2 separate regions of the Homo sapiens genome follow, and region 1 is linked to region 2. The links are chromatin contacts, found by Hi-C in ENCODE. All regions are on one chromosome and are shown on one strand. Each heading gives the region's core, a stretch centred on a gene start or an enhancer-like site at or near the end of the contact. The rest is flanking DNA. Distances are from core to core; before and after follow the strand shown.

Region 1 (2,653 bases), core at 1-2,500, 340 kb before region 2:
AAAAGTCCCCATAAAACTGGCCATTAGACATGTAACTGGCCATATGATGCCAGATATACATGTAACTGGCCAGGCGCGGTGGCTCATGCCCGTAATCCCAGCGCTTTGGGAGGCTGAGGTGGGTGGATCACTAGGTAAGGAGTTCAAGACCAGCCTGGCCAACATGGTGAAACCCAGTCTCTAATTAAAACTACAAACATTAGCCGGATGCAATGGCAGGTGACTGTAATCCCAGCTACTCGGGAAGCTGAGGCAGGAGAATTGCTTGAACCCAGGCGGCAGAGGTTGCAGTGAGCCGAGATCGCGCCACTGCACTCCAGCCTGGGCAACAGAGTGAGACTCTGTCTCAAAAAAGAAAAAAAAAAAAGTGAGTCGGGGTCGGGCGCGGTGGCTCACGCCTGTAATCCCAGCACTTTGGGAAGCTGAGGCGGGCAGATCACGAGGTCAGGAGTTCGAGACCATCCTGGCTAACACGGTGAAACCCCGTCTCTACTAAAAATACAAAAAATTAGCCGGGCGTGGTGGTGGGCGCCTGTAGTCCCAGCTACTCGGGAGGCTGAGGCAGGAGAATCGCTTGAACCCAGGAGGTAGAGCTTGCAGTGAGCCGAGATCGCGCCATTGCACTCCAGCCTGGACGACAGAGCGAGACTCTGTCTCAAAAAAAGAAAAAAACGAAAAGCGAGTCGGCCCACAGGGTCCTGTTTCAGGGTCTCCCAGGGGCATGGACTTTTCCAGACTGGTCTCCAAGATAACAGAAAAAGGGGCTGGAGGCCCTGGGAGCGGCTCCCCAGGAAGGGGAGACCTCGTGCCTATCCATGCTTTCTTCCCTGCCTGAATTCCCCAACACGAGCTGAGCGCCTCCTGTGTGCCAGGCGCGTTCCGGGTTCTTGGGTTGCATCCGGGAGCACCTGGTCCGCAGGTACGCAGAGGATGAGGAAATGGACGGAGCCAGATCCCCTCCGCTTCCTTGTGAAGGCGGAGAGACTCCGGGGCCGGAGCTGCGGCGCTGGCCCGACCAACCCCTGCGCCCCCTGCACCCCAACCCGGGGCCTGGGGCGCGCGGGAGGTGGACGAAGCGGTAGGTCCCGGGTTCCCGCGAGGTGGGCGGGGAGCCGCAGCGCCGGGGCTCGTCAGCAGAGGGCGCCGGCCCCGGGACGAGGTGCGCATGCGTCCTGGGGGCGCTTTCCGGCAGCGTGGCGGAACCAGCCACTTCGTTTCGCGCCGTTTAGCGACACCTGCGCGCGGCGGCAGTGCGGCCGTCATGGCGTCGCCCTTCAGCGGGGCGCTGCAGCTGACGGACCTGGATGACTTCATCGGGCCGTCTCAGGTGGGCCGGCCTGGGCGGGCGGGGTCGAGGCTGCGCTCGGTGCCCTGTCGCGCGGAGGGAAATTGCTCTGCGCCCCACTTCCTCCCCTGAGGAATGAGATCCGAATCCCGGGAGCCCGGTCTGGGCCGTCAGGGACTCTATCGACCCGGGCGCGGGGCCTCAGACACTGAGGCCCGCTTCTTACCAACAAGGAAACTGAGGCCAGGGAGGGCGGCGCCCCCCAACCCGCTCCTGTGCCCCATGGTGTCCGGGCGGGCTGCGTGGGAGGGTCCCGTGGTCGCGGGCTCGCGCCGGCCTGCCCAACCCAGAGGAGGCAGCAGAGGCGGCTCCCACACATCCCTAACCCTAACCCGACCCCTGGGTCGCAGCTGGAGGGCGGCGGGGCCCGGGCCGGGGCCTCTTCCCCTTCCCCTGCGCAGGACGCCTTGTCAGGCCTCAGGACCCCCAAGCCACAGCCTTTGCATCTGCATAAACGGGTGCGGTGGGGACCCCACCTCATTTGAGGGCAGTAGGGGCGGCCCGCTAGACGCCCCGCAGTGGCTCCTCAGTAGAGCTGTCCTTAACGTCGCCCTGGTGGGCCGGACAGCTACCCTTGAACCCGGGAGGCTGCAGGCGCCCTTTTCTGGGTGCACCTGCCTGTCCATGTCCAACAGCCCCGCGGGGCCAGAGCTGAGCAGGGCGAGAGGCGGGCTGCTGGGAGCGCTTCCGGCAGGGATGAGCTGGGAGGCGGCTTTCTGGGCTGCCAGGGTTCTCAAGGAGAAGAGAGAGAAATCCACTTGTTTCCCGGGCACTGAGCAGGAGGTGGTCTCCAAACAGATCCAAGCACACGTCCTCTCGATGGGCAGTGCAACTCTGGTCTCTGTGGTGGTCACGCCCCCTGTTCACGTGAAGGGTGAAGGTCAGTGTTGGTGGTGTCTCCGCAGGTGGGTAGTTTGCAGGCGCTGTTAGCACTGGCCTTCCTGCACACTGGGAACTTCAGTGCCGCAGGATGTTGGGAACCCGATCCCTGGGTGAGAGCAGTGGGGCAGGAAGAAGACGGTGGGACCAGCCTCAGTCCCTGAGTGCATGGCTCCTGGCAGAGCCTTCAGGCTGTGCGGCTGGGCAGCCATCCTTGAGGCCTGGCCTCCCAGGGAACCTCCGCCCACTCACAGGGGCTGATTTGGGGTCTCTTCCTGCTCTAGGAGTGCATCAAGCCTGTCAAAGTGGAAAAAAGGGCGGGAAGTGGCGTGGCCAAGATTCGCATTGAAGATGACGGGAGCTACTTCCAAATTAACCAAGTAAGGCACAGGAGGCTGCTCCACCATCTCTCCTGCCCGGCTGATCCGA
Region 2 (2,700 bases), core at 84-2,583:
TGACACTCACCTCTACTAGAAATACAATTAGCCCAGCGTGGTATTGTGTGCCTATAGTCCCACTTGGGCGCACTGAGGCTGAAGCAGGAGAATTGGGAGGCTGAGGCAGGAGAATTGCTTCAACCCAGAATGAGACTCCGTTTCGAAAAAAAACTTTTTTTTTTTCCTGCAGAACACTCAGAGAGAATTGTCAATACCTGTCCTTGGAGAACATAATTTAAAACTTGTTTTCTTTTTTTGAGATGGAGTTTCACTCTTGTTGCCCAGTGCAATGGTGCGATCTCGGCTCACTGCAACCTCCACCTCCCGAGTTCAAGTGATTCTCCTGCCTCAGCCTCCCAAGTAGTTGGGATTACAGGTGTGCGCCACCACACCCGGCTAATTTTTTGTATTTTTAGCAGAGACGGGGTTTCACCATGTTGGCCAGGCTGGTCTCGAACTCCTGACCTCTGGTGATCTACCCGCTTCGGCCTCCCAAAGAGCTGGGATTACAGGCGTGAGCCACTGCTCCTGGCAAAAGATCAAAATTTTAATAGAAACTTGAAAATGTTGCCAATTGAAAAAAAGAAAAGGAAAAAAAAAAAAGGATCCGCCCATTAGCCGAGTGAGGGCAGGTGACCGGGGAGGATCGACCTTTGCCCGGGCTGCCTTCTCTTGTGAACACCAAGGCGTTTGCAGGAAAATGAAGAGCTGCTGGGCAAAACCTGGCATTCCTGGGCCTTCTGGGTCTTCCGGAAAAATGATTTCAACCTAAAATTTTCTGTTAAGAAAGAGGCCAGGTTGGGCCGGGCGCGGTGGCTCACGCCTGTAAATCCCAGCACTTTGGGAAGCCGAGGCGGGTGGATCACCTGAGGTCAGGAGTTCGAAAAGAGCCTGACCAACACGGTGACACCCCCTCTCTACTAAAAATAAAAATTAGCCGGGCTGAGGCAGGAGAATCGCTTGAACCCGGGAGGCAGAGTTTGCAGTGAGCGGAGATCGTGCCACTGCACTCCAGCCTGGGCGACACAGCGAGATTCCGTCTCAAAAAAAAAAAAAGAAAGAAAAAAGAAAGAAAGGAGCCAGGCAAGACAGGTTTCCTAACACGCGAGCCCTCGGGGACCACGTGGGGGCGCCGGCGCCCGCGGACCGGACCCCGCACCAAGGCTGCGCTCGCTTCCCAGGCCCCGCTCACCGCAGCAGGTCCGGGCAGAAGAGGTGGCGGTACGCGGGGAGACAGTCGTCCCCCTCCACGTCGGGCGGCGGCTGGGCCATGGCGCTCCCGTCGGGGACTGCGGGGACAACGGGCGGGAGCGGCCTCGGCCTCCAGGACCCGGCGCGCAGCTGCGAACTCGCCTGGAACCGGGAGCCCCGCCCCACTCCCCGGACGCCCCGCCCCTGCCCTGATTGCTTCCCGGAGGCCCCGCCCCTCCCCCGAATTCTCCCCGGAGGCCCCGCCCCCGCCCGCGGCCTGCTGGGACTGGAAGTCGGCGCGCGAGGCGCAGGCGCATTGCGGGGCCGGGGGCGCGGTTCCCGCGGCAGAAGCTCGGCGGTCTGCGGGTCTCCTCCCCGAGTCTTTTTCACAGGTATTCGGCGTCAGCGCCGCGTTCAGAGCCTCCAGGACTTGTGGGATACCCCTGGCTCCTGGGTCCAGGCCAGGCTCGCAGCCTCTGGGCTCCCCGTTCGCCTCCCCGTAAACACCATGGGGAGGGCCGGGGCCCAGGGAAGCGCGGCCAGCCCCGCGCCGCTTCCCAAAATGACCCGTTTTGAGGCCAATAAAGAAGGGTCCGGGGCCGGGCGCGGTGGCTCACGCCTGTAATCCCAACACTTTGGGAGGCCGAGGCGGGCGGATCACGAGGTCAGGAGTTCGAGACCATCCTGGACAACATGGCGAAACCCCCTCTTTACTAAAAATACAAAAATTAGCCGGGCATTGTGGCGGGTGCCTGTAGTTCCATCTACTCGGGAGGCTGAGGCAGGAGAATCGCTTGAACCCGGGAGGCGGAGGTTGCAGTGAGCCGAGATCGCGCCACTGCACTCTATCCTGGGCGACAGAGCGACACTCCGTTTCAAAAACAAAAACAAAAAAAAAAGGGTCCGTTACTTCTGTTCCGCGTGGGGGCCCGGGCGGGGCTATGCCGCGAACCCAGGACGGGGCGCCCCGCCCGCACCACTGTTGGAAGACGGGGGTCCGCGACGGCCACGGGGGAAAAACACGCAGGGCCGCTCCTGAGCTGAACACACCCGCGGGCCAGCGGCTTCAGGGGCGTGACAGAGCCGCCAGCGCTACAGTAATGGCTGCCAGGCCCTTTCTGCGCTGGTTGGCCTCAGCCCGCCGGCCCCTCTCTGCCCCTTCCCCGGGAAGGCAGCTTCTCCTTTGGCGGGATCACAGCACCGGCTCGCGCCTAGCTTGGGTTCTCCGGATTGCAGGCTGGTGGTCTCTGGACCCCTGCCTGGCTCATACATCCAACAACGTTATGGAACTGGGTGTGCAAAACTTCCTCTTTACTGTTCAACTCCTTACAACTTGCATAAAGGCGTCATTTCTACCTCAGAGCTGGGGGAAGTCATAATTAGTGTACCACCCATGTGCTGGGCACAGTGAATTTTAATGCCTCCCCTTTAGAGGAGAGGTTATGATAATGTGAAGACCCCCCCCCACCACAAAGGTTGTCCGGCACTTTGGTGCAAAAAGGATTGGTCCAATCTTGTGCTGGCTTG

Evidence for each region. A loop is a pair of places that touch in the nucleus more often than their neighbours do. Pooled maps may share reads with other maps.
Region 1: a loop to region 2 is called in a map of naive thymus-derived CD4-positive, alpha-beta T cell, with 21 times the contacts of the local background. The contact joins the promoter of CIAO3 here to the promoter of DECR2 in region 2. A Hi-C loop is called at or near these places in 2 of 168 maps with a recorded cell type or tissue (CD8-positive, alpha-beta T cell and naive thymus-derived CD4-positive, alpha-beta T cell), 1 of 37 single-sample maps with no recorded cell type and 5 of 50 pooled maps.

The regions. Positions count from the first base shown.
Region 1 is chr16:739,594-742,246 of GRCh38, reverse strand. CIAO3 (cytosolic iron-sulfur assembly component 3) reads left to right here and starts at 1,250. Exons shown (of 11, transcript NM_022493.3): 1 at 1,250-1,327; 2 at 2,509-2,604. The coding sequence starts at 1,262. RefSeq lists silencers at 845-1,124, 1,195-1,254, 1,625-1,924 and an enhancer at 1,108-1,703.
Region 2 is chr16:400,518-403,217 of GRCh38, reverse strand. It overlaps DECR2 (2,4-dienoyl-CoA reductase 2), which reads right to left and starts at 1,333. Exons shown (of 9, transcript NM_020664.4): 1 at 1,175-1,333. The coding sequence starts at 1,254. NME4 (NME/NM23 nucleoside diphosphate kinase 4) reads right to left here. Exons shown (of 5, transcript NM_005009.3): 5 at 2,464-2,700. RefSeq lists enhancers at 1,768-2,353, 2,201-2,510.